Linked DNA regions of Homo sapiens: all the other regions are linked to region 1. Evidence: chromatin contacts called from ENCODE Hi-C or POLR2A ChIA-PET data. All regions are on one chromosome and are shown on one strand. Each heading gives the region's core, a stretch centred on a gene start or an enhancer-like site at or near the end of the contact. The rest is flanking DNA. Distances are from core to core; before and after follow the strand shown. Region 1 holds the start of VTI1A (vesicle transport through interaction with t-SNAREs 1A). Region 2 overlaps ABLIM1 (actin binding LIM protein 1). Region 3 holds the start of TRUB1 (TruB pseudouridine synthase family member 1).

The links. Hi-C counts contacts between places; a loop is a spot of excess contacts on that map. ChIA-PET counts read pairs that join two places held with the same protein, here RNA polymerase II (POLR2A). Pooled maps may share reads with other maps.
Region 2: a map of naive thymus-derived CD4-positive, alpha-beta T cell shows a loop between it and region 1 (12-fold over the local background). The contact joins the enhancer-like site here to the promoter of VTI1A in region 1. A Hi-C loop is called at or near these places in 1 of 168 maps with a recorded cell type or tissue (naive thymus-derived CD4-positive, alpha-beta T cell) and 5 of 50 pooled maps. POLR2A ChIA-PET finds 5 or more read pairs at or near these places in 1 of 52 experiments (naive thymus-derived CD4-positive, alpha-beta T cell).
Region 3: a loop to region 1 is called in a map of CD8-positive, alpha-beta T cell, with 19 times the contacts of the local background. The contact joins the promoter of TRUB1 here to the promoter of VTI1A in region 1. A Hi-C loop is called at or near these places in 2 of 168 maps with a recorded cell type or tissue (both CD8-positive, alpha-beta T cell) and 8 of 50 pooled maps. POLR2A ChIA-PET finds 5 or more read pairs at or near these places in 1 of 52 experiments (activated B cell).

What each region holds. Positions count from the first base shown.
Region 1 is chr10:112,444,804-112,449,169 of GRCh38, reverse strand. It overlaps VTI1A (vesicle transport through interaction with t-SNAREs 1A), which reads right to left and starts at 1,955. Exons shown (of 8, transcript NM_145206.4): 1 at 1,703-1,955. The coding sequence starts at 1,796. It overlaps ZDHHC6 (zDHHC palmitoyltransferase 6), which reads left to right and starts at 2,256. Exons shown (of 11, transcript NM_022494.3): 1 at 2,256-2,465; 2 at 3,520-4,000. The coding sequence starts at 3,734. RefSeq lists enhancers at 1,890-2,149, 2,350-2,469.
Region 2 is chr10:114,538,420-114,543,321 of GRCh38, reverse strand. The region is part of intron 6 of ABLIM1 (actin binding LIM protein 1); the gene reads left to right. Among named protein-coding and RNA genes, the nearest start is that of ABLIM1, 120 kb to the left of the region's middle. RefSeq lists enhancers at 1,590-1,769, 2,120-2,169. Within about 2 kb of position 2,146, at least 18 of the 41 ENCODE cell types and tissues checked have a DNase peak (open chromatin) inside an H3K27ac peak, as active enhancers do.
Region 3 is chr10:114,936,635-114,941,564 of GRCh38, reverse strand. It overlaps TRUB1 (TruB pseudouridine synthase family member 1), which reads right to left and starts at 3,370. Exons shown (of 8, transcript NM_139169.5): 1 at 3,026-3,370. The coding sequence starts at 3,311. RefSeq lists an enhancer at 2,999-3,538.

The DNA.
Region 1 (4,366 bases), core at 706-3,205:
AACAATAACAAAAATCAAGACGATCTCCGGCAGTGGAGAAAAGCAGAACTGAAGAGAAGAGGCGAGGTGATGTATCATGAAGAGATGAGGCCATCAGCCACTTTCGACACAAAAATCTCTGAGGCAGCAGAGCTTGGTGGTATATACTACCTTGGTTCTCTCCTCTTGTTCCCTTACTTGGACTCATAAACCTCTTTAAGACATCATCCATCTCCTCCAGAACTAACTGGGGACTTCAGGAGATGAGTGGGGTATAAGTTCAGAGATCCTGGCTTCAAGCAAATATCCCTATTAACAGAAAATAGGTGAGGGGAAGAAAAACAAAGAAATAAGGGAAGAAAATTACTTATAAACACATAAGTTTTGGGGGAAGTAGGGAAAGGGAAAGAGGAATGACAACTTAGGTCCGGGAGAAATTATTGCTAGTACCAGGACAAGTGGGCAAGTGAAGTGCCCACCAATCCGCAGATTAATGAGCACATCCACCTTTCTACACTTTATATCCTGGAGCTAGGGTAGGGACAAGTCTAGCAGCCAGATGATGGTTCAATTTCCCTAACAAAACTAAACAAAAATGTAAAACCCTTTTCTGTAACTAACTACTCTAATCTGTAGAGAAAGATAGTCCCCGAATCAACATTGTACAAACCATAGTTACAAAAGATCATATTTATATTCACCTGCTCATTCACTTATTTTCCTGAGCCCCTAATAAGTAAACGCCAAGGAAATCAGACACAGCTCCCACCTTCACATAGTTGACAGTCTAGCATAGAAAATAAGATGTGCTAAAACACAAAAGGAAACACAAAAACAAAAACATTTCCAGATGGGAGATGTGAAATTTTTAAGTGTGAAAAATTATCTTGTACCAAGTTTTACATGAAACTGGGTTATACAATAAATCCCCAAGAAGGATGAGAAACAAGAAATGGGGGTGGGGGGTATGAAAAATACTAATGCTAATACAGCAACTAACAACACCAAAAGTGACTTTAAATATGTTATATAAATTTAATCTACCTAACAACCCCATGAGAGAAGTACAATTTTCCCCCATTTACTAAGAAGGAAAGTTGAAAGAGACTAAGAAGTCTGTTTAAGAGGCACAACTTTTATTTTATTTATTTATTTGAGACGGAGTTTCACTCTTGTTGCCTAGGCTGGAGTGCAATGGCGAGATCTTGGCTCACTGCAACCTCCGCCTCCCGGGTTAAGAGGCACAACTTCTAAGTGACAGAGGTAGGATTTGAATCTAGGCACCCTGATTCTTACCTCTATTTTGCCGCATATAATTATAACAATATTATTACTAACACAACAACGCCGCTGTAGATTGTAGATCCATAGGCTACATACTTTCATTCATTTTCTTTGAATACTCACATGTCTATAATTTACAAATGAAAACATTAAGACTCTTAAGACGTTAAGAAACGTTTCCAGGTTATGCAAGTTACAAGAAGGTAGAGCCGGGATTCGAACTCAGATGGCTCAGATTCCGAAGGCTCTTTTCACGGCACCCCACACCCGAACTTGACTCCTTACCCTCAACCAAGCCAAGCCGTATCCCTCCTGGGAACAGCCGGCACCACCCACTCCAGCCTCGCGCCTCATAGACACACTTACTCGGGCGGCGTTCCACCGCCCGCACCCTCCCAGCTCTCCCCAGCACCCTCGTCCAGCCGGGCAAGGCTCTCACCAGGCGGGAGTCGTGGGACCCTCGCAATCTTGCTGGTGATCTCTGCAGTGAGCACCGCGAAGTCCTGCTCGTAACCTTCGAAGTCGGACGACATGGCGGCTCCGGAACGAGTAGCCCAGGCCAAAGCCTAGGTCAGGGAAAGGGCCTCGAGGGGCAGCGAGGGGCCCCGCGGCTTAGGAACCCCGGAAGGTGCCCCCGAGAGCAGAACGGAGAACCGGGGACAGCTCTCAACCCAGCCGCTTCCTGGTTGTTCGTCGCAATCTCGGTTCTCCGGAAATTGGGTTGCGTGCGTGCTTTATTTTCCGCTCCGACTTTAAGATAAGTAAGTTCGCAAAGGAAAAGCGCCCCAATTAGTGCCTCCCCCCAGAAAAGCGTATGAAAATATGCAAGTTCTGAGGGATCATTAGAAGCGTTTTTTCCCCCCTTCGTGTTCTGGGAATCGGCTCCGGATCCACACGCTACAAGGCACAGCAGCTTGCTTCCGGAGGGAGGTTTGAGGCGGCGAACCTCCGGAAGTGACAGTAACAGAGACTGCGCAGGGGGCCTGAGCGGGAGAGTCCTGGCGAGGGCGCTGGCCGAGAGGTGCTCGGCTTGTAGCAGGTCCCGCACTCCAGCCTCTCGCTGCCAGGGTTTGCTCTCTGCTTGTCCTGGGCTGAGGTGTCCATGACGGAGTCATCCAAGGAGGAAAAAATCTGTTCCGGGTGAGCCCAGGCCGCCCCGGATATGCGATGGCTGAGGAGCAGACACCAGGGACCACACTGAGGTGGGAGTCAAGGCAGGGAATATAAGCACGATTTTGGTGGTCTTTGTCCCACCAGAGTGGGAGCAGGCTCTCCTGAATGTTGAGACCAACCTGGCTTACCAGGATATTTCTTCCTTGGGTGAGGATTTATTTCTAAGCCCTCTGCTCCATGACTCGGGCGGGAAACTGAGGCACAAGTCAACAGCGTCTGCTGCGTGGTAGTCTGTATTATCCATGTAGCTCAGATCCTCTTCCAGATCTTCAGATCCAGTCCAGGCAGAGATGCCCTTCCACAAATCTCTCCGGAGCTCGCCGCCCTGCCTTCCATTTCCCTCGCTCCTGGAGGCACTTCCTCTTCTTTCTTCCCTCGAATCTTCTAATTCAGGTTCTTCTCATATACTCTTCTGGTCATAATTTCACACACACCACACACACTCTCGCTCTATCTCCTCCCTTCCTTTCCTTGCATGCTCTCTTTGCTTTCACTGTCGCTCCTTTACTTTTGGGCCAAATTGACTGTTCTCTTGATGTTTGGGTGGCGGGGTGGAGGAGACTGCAGGCAAATGGCATAGACCATGTCTGACTCATACTTGGCTTAATTCAAGACTTCATAAGAGGCAGCTTAGAATTTCATAAAGGGAGGTCGTTGACTTGCCTTCTATTCTGGTTCACCTGTTACTTGTGACCTTGGTCTAATCACTCAGCCTCTCTAAGACAATTTCTGTTCTATGAAGAAGGAAACTGAATTAGATCAACTCTAAGGTCCTAAAATTCTTTGTCTTCTCAAACTATTCACTAAGCGTTGGATGGTGACAGTCCCCTGACAAGCGGAGAAGGAATAAAAAAAACTATTTTGGAATCGTGTATCCAGTTTGCATGCCATTCAAACTTGTACCATATTTTGGATAAGTCAAAAGTAGTTCTTTTTGACATTTGACAAGATATGCATCCCAAAGTGTAGTGCACTTGTGAGATGCTGTTGTGTAGGTGTTTATTGTAGTTAACAAGTATGGTATGCAATAAAGGTTTTGTTTTGTTTTGTTTTAACTGAACTTTCCCATTTTGTTTTCTTTAGGTTGGGTTTCAGACCAAGACACTGGATTCTCCTAGTTAAGATAAAGAGCTTTGGGTGCCTGACAGTGAAAATGGTGTAATCTGCGTTAACAGTTCACAGCTTGAAGGCATGACAATTAAAGAACACACATGGACTTGTGGCACATGGAAATGTGCGCACAGAAAAAGGAAATCTATAATTCTTTTAAAGTAGGAAGGCATTCTTCCTTGCCAAAATGGGTACATTCTGTTCGGTTATCAAGTTTGAAAATCTACAAGAATTAAAGAGACTGTGTCACTGGGGTCCCATCATAGCCCTTGGTGTTATAGCAATATGTTCTACCATGGCCATGATTGACTCTGTGTTGTGGTATTGGCCCTTACATACAACTGGAGGAAGTGTGAATTTCATCATGTTGATAAATTGGACTGTCATGATTCTTTATAATTACTTCAATGCCATGTTTGTCGGTCCGGGCTTTGTCCCTCTGGGGTGGAAACCGGTAAGAAAGATTCTGTAAGACAATGAACTTTAATGATAATCGTATATTTGGTTTTTGCCTTATCTACTAACCAATAATACCAAACACAGCCTACTGTTTGTCCTCACAGAGACTAAGTATATTACTCTAATCACTGATCATTTAGGCTCGGAGACTTTATTTCATATCTGTTTGAACACATTGATCCAAAATAGCATTTTCCAAAGCAATTTTATTGAATATTTGCTCTGCATTAAAAAAAAGATGGAGGTGGGGTGGAGGTGGGATAGGTTCATGGTCAAAAGTTTAGGAAACATCACATGTCATACACAGTGAGGTTTGGCTGTAGTACCTTTTTTCATGTAATACATTAACATCCCTTAGAAC
Region 2 (4,902 bases), core at 897-3,396, 2.1 Mb before region 1:
GAAATAGGAAATTACTGCTTTATGGATACAGGATTTCCTTTTGGGGTGATGAAAATATTTTGGAATTAGAGGAGGTGGTTGCATAGCATTGTGAATGAATGTACTAAGTGCCACTGAATTGTTCACTTTAAAATGTTTAATTTTATAGTACGTGCATTTCAGCTCAGATGTTTTTTAAATGGCTGGGAAGGGAGTTGGGGTGGAGACAGGCCAGCTAGGAGGCTACTACAGAACTTTGGGCACAAAATGATGGTGGTGCTAGCTGGAGTGGAGCCTGAGAAATGGGCCCCCACCCTCCGCACACACAGGAAGGGTGGAAAGAGTTCTCTCATAGCCTTTCCAATAAAGCTTTAATTATTGACCCAAGGACACTTCAAAACTAGTGTCTTGACCAGGGAGAAAGAAGCATATCCCCAGGAAGGCTGTTGGAGAAGGTGGATGGGACCCACCTGATGGGGAGCTTGGAGTCCGAGCGGTCCCATCACAGCGCTCAGAGTGTGATGCACAGGAGGTTGGTGCCTCCCCTCCTGGCCCTGAGTCCATCCCTCATCCCTCCCCAGAGAGCTCTTCTCAGAAGTGCCCTGATTGGGGCCTGACGCCATTTCCCTTGGGATTCCTGAGTTTGATCTCTTGTGGAGGACTGAAATAAACCTGTTGAGTTGGGGCAACTTGGAAATTTCCTTCTCCTCCTCCTTCTTCTTTCTCTTTCTTTTTTCTTCTTCTTCCTCCTTCCTCCTCCTCCTCGTCCTCCTCCCTTCTCTTCCCTCCTCCTCCCTTCTCCCTCCTCCTTCTTCCTTTCTTCCTTCTAATTTCTTCTTTCTTCCTTCTTCTTTCATCTTTCTTCCTTCTTCATCATCATCTTCTTCTTTTCTTTTTTTTTTTTCTTTTTTCTTTCTTTCTTTTTTTTTTTTAGAGACAAGGTTTTGCTCTGTTGCCCAGGCTGGAGTGCAGTGGTACAATCATACCTCACTGCAACTTTGAACTCCTGGGCTCAAGCTATCTTTCTGCACAGCCCCCTGAGTAGCTGGGACTACAGGTGCATGCCATCACACCCAACTGATTTTGTTATTTTTTGTAAAGAACGGGAGTCTCACTCTATTGTCCAGGCTGGTCTCTAACTCCTGGCCTCAGGCAATCCTCCTGCCTCAGCCTCCCAAAGTGCTGAGATTACAGGCATGAGCAACCAAGCCTGGCCCTCATAAAAAGAAACAATAGAACATCAGAATGATTTCCCAGATGTCCAGCTGTACAAAGAGAGACGAGAAAATACTGAACGTGGTCCCCACATTTGTGACAGCCGTGTTTGCAGTCTTCTTAGTCCACATGTGGAGCTGTGTTCCCCCAAAACATGCTGGGGAGGGAAAAGGGCTCTGTGTGTGTGTGTGTCTGAGTGTGTGAGTGTGTGTGTGTGTGTGTGTGTGTTGATTCCCTTCAGATTTAGCTCAACAGCTGTGGGGAAGAAAATCTAAAATAAAGCTAGATCCAAGAACATGCCATTTGGAAGAAACATGTGCTTACTCTGTTTTCTGCTTCAAGACCTGAGTCATTTGGCATTCACTGTGGCTGCAGAGACCTCTTCTCAAATTGGCTTCAGGTTTCTGTGAAGGCCGTTTTGTGAGGCCTAAGACTTGGAGACTTTCCATGCGGGGCTTTCAGAGTTGAGGCGTCTGGGAGTAGTTTGCACCATGTTCAGCCTCCACCCAGCAGACGTAGTCCTTAGATGGGCGTGTGAGCTAGAAAAACGTCCTGCAGGGTTATCACACTGACGTGTGACAGCTTGTGAGTCGGTTTGGCTTGGTTACCAACACAAAGCAGGACGGTCTCCACACACTCCTCCCTCGGCCTCTCATGCTTGGGTCTTGGTGGTGGTGAAATATTGTGATGGTGGATTTGTTGTAAATACTGTGAACCTTGGGGTTTTGTGGGTTTTTTATATTTATTTTATCCACAGATGAATTTATTTTATCCCTTTACAAATGTATTAGTTTTCTGTGTCAGCTGTAGCAGTGGTGGCTTAAAGCAACAAGCTTAAACAGTTCTTGAGGTTCTTGAGGTTAGTTCTTAAACTGAGTTCTGTCAGTTCTTGAGGTTAGACGTCTGAAAGCAAGGTGCAGGCAAGGCAATGCTGTCTCTGAAGGCTCTAGTGAAGGGCCTTTCCTCGCCTCTCCCAGTTTCCGATGGCTCTGTGTGTTGCTTGACTTGTGGCAGCCTCCCAATCTCTGGCTTTGTCTTCACATCGCCTTTTGCGTGTTGTCTCCTTTTCTCTGTTACAGTTCCCTCTGCCTCTTTCCTGTAAAGCCACTTGTCATTGGATTCAGGGCCCACCCAGATAATCCAAGATGACCTCACCATCTCAAGATCCTTTGCTTAATTACATCTGCAAAGACTCTTCTCCCAAATAAGCTAGCATTCACAGGTTCCAGGGAATTGATAGGGAGTCTCTTTTGGTGATGATCGGGTCACCATTCAAGCTGCTTGAGTAAGCCTGGGAAATCATGCACGTATCATCCCAGCGAGGCCTGCAGACCCTGTGTGGTTTTAATTTAACACTCACTGAGCCCTAAGAGGACCCTAAGGCCTCTCTAGGTGTGGTGTCACCAGAGATGCCACCAGACACCTGAGGGACCTTTGAGAAAGAGAAAGGTCACTGGACAATGATAGAGAAGAGACGCTCCAGGTCTGGCTGTGTCACTCATTCCTGAGTGACTTGGGGCAGGTTGTTCAGCCTCTTGGGGCTGTCTTCATTTCCCAGGTAAAGGGACTAGCATGTAACCTCCAGCAGCCCTCGAGTTCTCTCTGTCTCTGTCATTCCTTAATCCTTGTAAGCCCTGAAAATCACATCAGCTTGAACGGGTGGGGAGACGGGCCCGAGCACCAGCGGCTCAGTTGAAAAGGCTCTGGGTGGCAGCCAATCTGAATCTGTACTCACCAGCTGGGGCCCCTTGGGCAAGGCTTGCCACTTCTTTGAGCCTCAGTTTTCTTTTCTTTAAGTGCAAGAATTGAAAATATACGTGTAATTCCAAGACTTGGGCTGCTAGACCTCCCGGAGTCCCTTCGGCTCTAAGGATCTGAGTTCTAGAATTCTCATGTCTTGGCTGTAAGGGATCAGACAGAACCAATGGTTCTTTTTTTCTGGAAACCAGCACGTAACACTCAGCATAGAGCATACACTCAAATTGTAGCTTGATTTCTCATCACTTGTTTTCAGTTTTGTTTTCGACAGCAAGATTCTCTTTTTAGGGGGATCTTGCTATAAATGGTACATCTTCAAATGCTTCTGCTGATTAACTTATAAATTTAGGAGAGTTCTGAAGATATTTACAACCTGCCTCCTAATTAAGAAGTGCAGGGGCAAATTAGTGTGAGATACTCCAGTTTGCTCTCTCCGTCTTTTCTCCAAACTTCTCCCGCTTCCTTCTCCCCTCCTCCTCCCCCTTCCCCTGCCCCCACCTTCTTTCTGCCTAACAGCCTAATGGTAACAGGAAGCTGGAAGAGACTTCAGACCTAGGTCACTAATGTCATGGGGGAGTGGGGCATCTCTTTGGAATGCATTTCTTCCCATCTTTGGTAGATAGCCCTAGGACAGCTCTCACTCCAGCAGACATCCTTTCCAGGGTACAGGTGGTTACCTGCTAGCCTCATAAAGAAAAGAAACAGCAACAAAATGGTTGTTATTATCAACAGCAACAGCTAGTTTCAAAATGAAGGCAGCTCATGGTGGGTGTAATCAAGTAAGGACTCCCAAATTTATAAGGGGGTTAGTCTCATATCTCCAACCCTAAATTTAAGTAAGACAGCAACTGAGTTTCTTGGTCTCTGTTTACAAAGGTATAACCATCTCTAGGCACATAGCTAAAAGTAGATTGTTTTTGATGGTGCTTTCTTAAGATATGGAATCTTCTCTGGAACACCACACTCTTAATGTAATACTTCCTATACCTCTTTTTTGTTGTTGTTGTTGTTTGAGACAGAGTCTTGCTTTGTTGCCCAGGCTGGAGTGCAGTGGTATGATCTCAGCTCACTGCACCCCCCACCTCCTGGGTTCAAGTGATTCGCCTGTCTCACCCTCCTAAGTAGCTGGTATTACAGGTGCACGCCACCATGCCCAGTTAATTTTTGTATTTTTAGTAGAGATGGGGTTTCACCACGTTGGCCAGGCTGGTCCTGAACTCCTGACCTCAGGTGATCTGCCCGCCTTGGCCTCCCAAAGTGCTGGGATTATAGGCGTGAGCCACTGCGCCCAGCCCCATACCTCTTTGGATTAGATAGAGGTTGAATCTATTCTTGACAAGTGTTTGGAAAAAAAAGCAAAAGTCAAACTGAAAACAGAAGCCTGGAGGGTAAAGGAAAAGGTTTTGTCCCATGTGTTCTTCCCCTAGTCTTGGGCTGTTTTACCAACAGACTAAGGAAGGGTGGGCTTGACTTTCTCTTGGCCTCTCAAGCTGTCTTATGCAATTCCTATGCCCCCAGGGGCTACCTGTGTGCATGGAGCACTGCACTGGTTCACTCAGGACAAAGGCGCTCGGCCCTCGTCCCACACTGCAGAGTGGTACTTCCCTGAGCAGGCACCTGCCAGGCTGCACGGGAGCATTCTTTTGTTCTCCTCCCTGAAAGGAAAGTTGTCTTATGTGCATTCTGACCACAGAGGGAGAGGGCGGGGCTCTGAGTCCCACGATTTCCCTTTCCTCACATCACCGCACCCAGAAATCAGTTGGCCTGGGTTCATCTAGTCTTTCTGGGCGGGCTGGTGGCACCTGTCCTTGTGTCTCGTGGTATTTACTGTGCTACCTGTGCTCTCTGGGAACGTGCAGTGATGTCTGTGACAGCCTGTACACCCACCACATAAGAAAGAGCCTCAGATGGAGCCGAGGGAAGTCCTCTAGACCCTGGAATGCCTGTCCA
Region 3 (4,930 bases), core at 2,121-4,620, 2.5 Mb before region 1:
TTGAGACCACCCTAGGCAACACAGGGAAACCCTGTCTCTACCCAAAATAAAATACAAAAATTAGGTGGGCATGGTGGTGTGCACCTATAGTCCTTGCTACTGGGGAGGCTTAGGTGAGAGGACTGCTTGAGCTCAGGAGGCAGAGGTTGCAGTAAGCCAAGACTGTGCCACTGTATTCCAGCCTGGGCAACAGAGTGAGATCCTGTCCTGTTTAAAAAAAAAAAAAAGATAATGCAAAATAATGTTACTTGAAAGTACTTTGGGGAGACAGAGCCAGTGCTTCCTTCTGGATAAATATAAATTGTTTTTGATGATGGCATATAACATACTGAGAGAGTATTGGCTATTAGACTTCAAGTGAGAAAGAAGAGAAAAGCAGGAACTGCTACATTGATCTATACCTGCCCCCAAGCCCATCAAACCTTCCTTATCAACACTGACACTGAGCAGAAAGAAAATAAAGCAAAGAAAACGAAACGAGTGGACAGAGAAGGGAGGAGGGAAAACAAAGCAACAGTGGAAATGCAGAAGCCAGATTAAATGGCCAAAAGGATATGCTGGGTGGCTCGGCCTCCCAACAAAATTACCACTCTACTGAGTCAGAACCATGGTCTCTGGAACACCCTGGCGTCATTCCCTAATTATGACATCACCATACTTAGAAGGGTATGGTTGTCTGCTTTGACATAAACTTCTAAGGCCAGACCTCAGTTTCAAACCCTTGATCTGTCACTTGCAATCCATCATGGATCTCTCACTCATAAATTAACAGAAACCTTTTGGGGAACTCTTTACATTTTCAACTTGACACCCCTTGGAGTAAGAAGGCCCCATAAATATACTATCTTCCCTTTGTGCCCAAATATACCTCCTTCTAACTTGCAGACGTACTGCCTCTACTATATAAAGTGGGGAATTTGGTTCACCCCACTGAACTAAGTATTCGTGGATTTTTATTATTTTCTAGCTATAAAATTCTGGTACACTTAGGGCTTTGAAGGATCCCAACAGACAAACAGTAGAGATTGTAGCATAATAGGAATCAATGCAAAGAAAGACAAGGAATGGTATTAGAGGACACAACCACTGATCATGGTTGTCAAACATGGCATTAGAATGTAGGTATCTTTAAGAACCTTCCCAAGGCCGGGAGTGGTGGCTCATGCCTGTAATCCCAGCATTTTGGGAGGCTGAGGCGGGCAGATCACCTGAGGTCGGGAGTTCGAGCCCAGCCTGACCAACATGGAGAAACCCCGTCTCTACCAAAAATACAAAATTAGCTGGGCATGGTGGTGCATGCCTGTAATCCCAGCTACTTGGGAGGCTGAGGCAGGAGAATCACTTGAACCCAGGAGGGGAAGGTTGCAGTGAGCCGAGATCTTGCCATTGCACTCCAGCCTGGGCAACAACAGCGAAACTCCATCTCAAAAACAAAAACAAAAACAAAAACTTCCCAAGCAATTCTGACAGCCAATTACAATGACATTTGGAAAGCCCTAGCCTAACTAACATAAATACAAAATAGGCCAATCACAAGCAATATAGAAATCGAGGATAATGAGAATGTCTCTAGCTAAAGGTTCTAGCCTAGCAAGAGCCTTGAAACATTTTAACCAAGATTCAACAAGAAACTTCAGTTCTTAGAGGCAGATTAGCCAGAAGGCCAGAATATGGCTTTGTCAGAAACTTGTCTGAAAGAATGGTAATCATTACCTTAAGGATAAAAAAAAAAAAAAAAGAAAAGAAACCCAGAGTTTAGCTAACAAATCAGGAAAGCAGCAGTTCTATGAAGGAAAACTAAAAAACTATGATGATACCACAATACATATCCTTGATGCAATTCCTCACTTTGACGTCCTCTGTATGACCCATACTTTCAGGCAACAAAGCAAAACTTTAATAAAAGAATAAGTAGTCGTGATACTGGAATTAAACATCTGCAGGAGTGTACCTATTTGCCCATAAACACTTAAATCTGTACTGTCAGTTATAATTCCCATCAGAATAATTTGTTTTTGCATTTTTTTAAAGTGTAAAGTTTTCCATGGGACACTAAACAATGTAAGAAAGTCCCTGTTACTGGTTTAATGGCGAGACAGAATACGGCCAAACTCTGGAGGGCCTTGAATAACCTAACTAACTAGTTTTACCACCACAAGGTGCAGAAATTACTAGGCTATCAGCTCAGTTAAGGTAAGAGAGTTATCTTTCATCTTCAAGTCTCTATAGGCTAGCACAGACCTGGCTTATTGTATATGTCCAATGAACTTAAGGATCCTGGATGCTTTATGTGTGAAATCATCCGAGCTGATTAACGGGGTGATTCTCTAGGCTTTTCTACTATTTTCCCAGTGTACGTGAATAAACGAATCAATAAAATGAACACTCTCAGCTTAGTGGCCAAGTTATATTTAGTGTTCCTCAAATGTGGTCCATAAACTACTTACACTGGAATCACCTGGAGCAACTATTTAGAATTGCAGTTTCCTAAAAATACCCCGAACTCTCCGAATCACAATCTCGGACAGGGCAGGGATTAGGAATCTGTATTTGTACAAGAGACTCTAAGTAATTGTTAGGCCCATTAAAATGTGAAAACGACTATATTAAGTCTTGGTTAACGAAGTATATCTGCATTTCCAATACATTTTGAGGAATGCAACTTTAGGGGTGCAGAACCAGTACTTCCTTTTGGGGTTCATCCACATGAACCCAACAAAAGCCTCCTGAGGGATCGATCAGATTACAGAAAACAGGTCTGCACGCCCAAGGGCAGGGTTTTATTGTGTAAGTACGGGATTTTTTTCCTCCCGTTGAGAACTACAACTGCCAAGTAGGCTACAAGAGTTCGTGCCAGGGCAAGTCCAAGCCCGAGATGCCCGAGATTCCTGTCCAGAGCTAATTCAATGGTCAGTCTCCCTTTCCCCTCCTTTTGTCTCTTGAATCACGAGCGTCGCAAAAAGCCTAATGTGCTTCCCCTCTCGCAGCGACCGCCTCAGCCTGGTCCCCACCCGGGCTGCAGTACCTGCCAGCAGCTTCTCCTTCAACCGATTCAGCAGCTCGGCTGAAGTGGGCCCTTTGGGCTTGTGCACGGCGAACACGCCGCTCAAGGACAGCAGCTTGGTAGCCAAAGCGGCCTTGGAGACCCTGGCTTCGGATCCGGTCCTGGCCGCGGCCGCAACCACCGCGGCTGCAGCCCTTGCTGACGGGGTCGCAGCCATTGCTGCGACCGTTCCTGCAGTTTCAAGGACAGGGGATGTGTCTGTTTTCAAAGACGGCGAAGACACCACCGCCGCCTCAGAAGCGGCCATACTTTTGTAGCCCAGACCTGTTTCATCGTGGAGGTGCACGCTGATGATGCAACAAGAGTGCGCCTGACAGGACCCTCTTCCTCATACCGCGAAGCTGCGCAGAACGGAGAGGTCGCACGGACTTGTGGGAATTGTAGTCCATGGCCTTCCCATATAGACCAAGAGCTTGCTGTGCCCTTGGACTTTAAATAGAAAATTTTAAATGTTGACTTTTCCTGAGGCTTGTGAAGATCCATGGCTTCCTGGGCTCACTGCTTCATTGATTGTATTGTGCTCTTACATTCAGGTTCAGAATTAGAAGACATCCAAATGTGAGCTCTATTAGAGCAAGGAACTTATGTACCACGTTAACTGAGACATTCCCAAATGCCTCACATGTTGTAGGCACTTAAATAAATATTTGAAAACGTATAAATAAGTATGAATTCTTCAAATTCCCCGAAGAAACCAAGCCAATGGTAAATCACTTGTGCTTATTTTGATGCTCTTCATGCACTCCTGTTCACCCTCCCCAAACCCCCACTGACCCCACTACAATTTTTAATAATTCTGATTTTGAATATCAGCTCTTCTGTGGGTTGAATTCCTTAGTACACTTTGTTTAGATATCAAAAGGTATTCTTGCAATTCATAAACTTTAAACCACTTCCCATTTGAGACCTTCTCCCTAAAAGTTATTCACTCCCTAACAAGATTGAGGAATATTGTTTTGATTCCAGCACAAGGCAGAGTGGAGAAAAATTACTTCTGCACCAGAAACATTAAATGCTATCATAACTATTGTGAGACAGATAAAGTTTGCCCTCATTGTTTTTTAGGTTTCTTTACAACCACTCTTTGTCCTCATCATACTCTTGGACTTTAATATCTAGTATTTTAGTGATGCCCCTTAGCTGCTCACAATCACCAGTTATGGGGTCCCATTTGAACTTGCACCCATTCGTGCAACAGACACATGGCAGAACAATTTATTAAAAGGAAAAAAAAATCTTTGAGGGAGTTTTTTCAGGGTGGAAAGCTGAAACTCCTAGAAGGAAGTCACTTACTCTTGTGGTCTATTATAAAAGCCTAAGCTAACTGAAAAGATTGGCATATCACAGGATTAGTGGACACCTGGCCCTGCTTCAAGATGTTAATTTTTCCACAAAGATGTTGTGACTTCAGAAGGGATGACTGCACCCAAAGGAGCATGGTGTCCATTAGCCTCAGGAAAGAGTTCTCTATTCTTGTGCCATGGAAGCAGAGAGCCAGGGACTTGCAGGGAAGGTTGCAAGGCTTGATCAATGATGACTTGGATGACTCCAAGGCACTTGGAGATTAGAGGCCTTTTCCCAATTGTCCGGACATCAGCAAGCCTCCCTATTTCTCTTGTGGCTCTGGGGGTGAGGGATGCAGAGGGAGAACAGAACTAGGGGTAACATATGATGCTTATATTTGAATTTTCCATCAGCCCAGTGTAGGACCAGAGTTAATCTGATTTAAAGAAAATGAAGAAATGTATATTTCTTGCATGTTTGATTTCTGGGATGCTAGGACACAACAAAATTAATGCTACTCTGCTATTATATCGGCATTCTTGGGATCAGAAGCACCAAGCTTTGTTTTTCTAAGGTAATCAA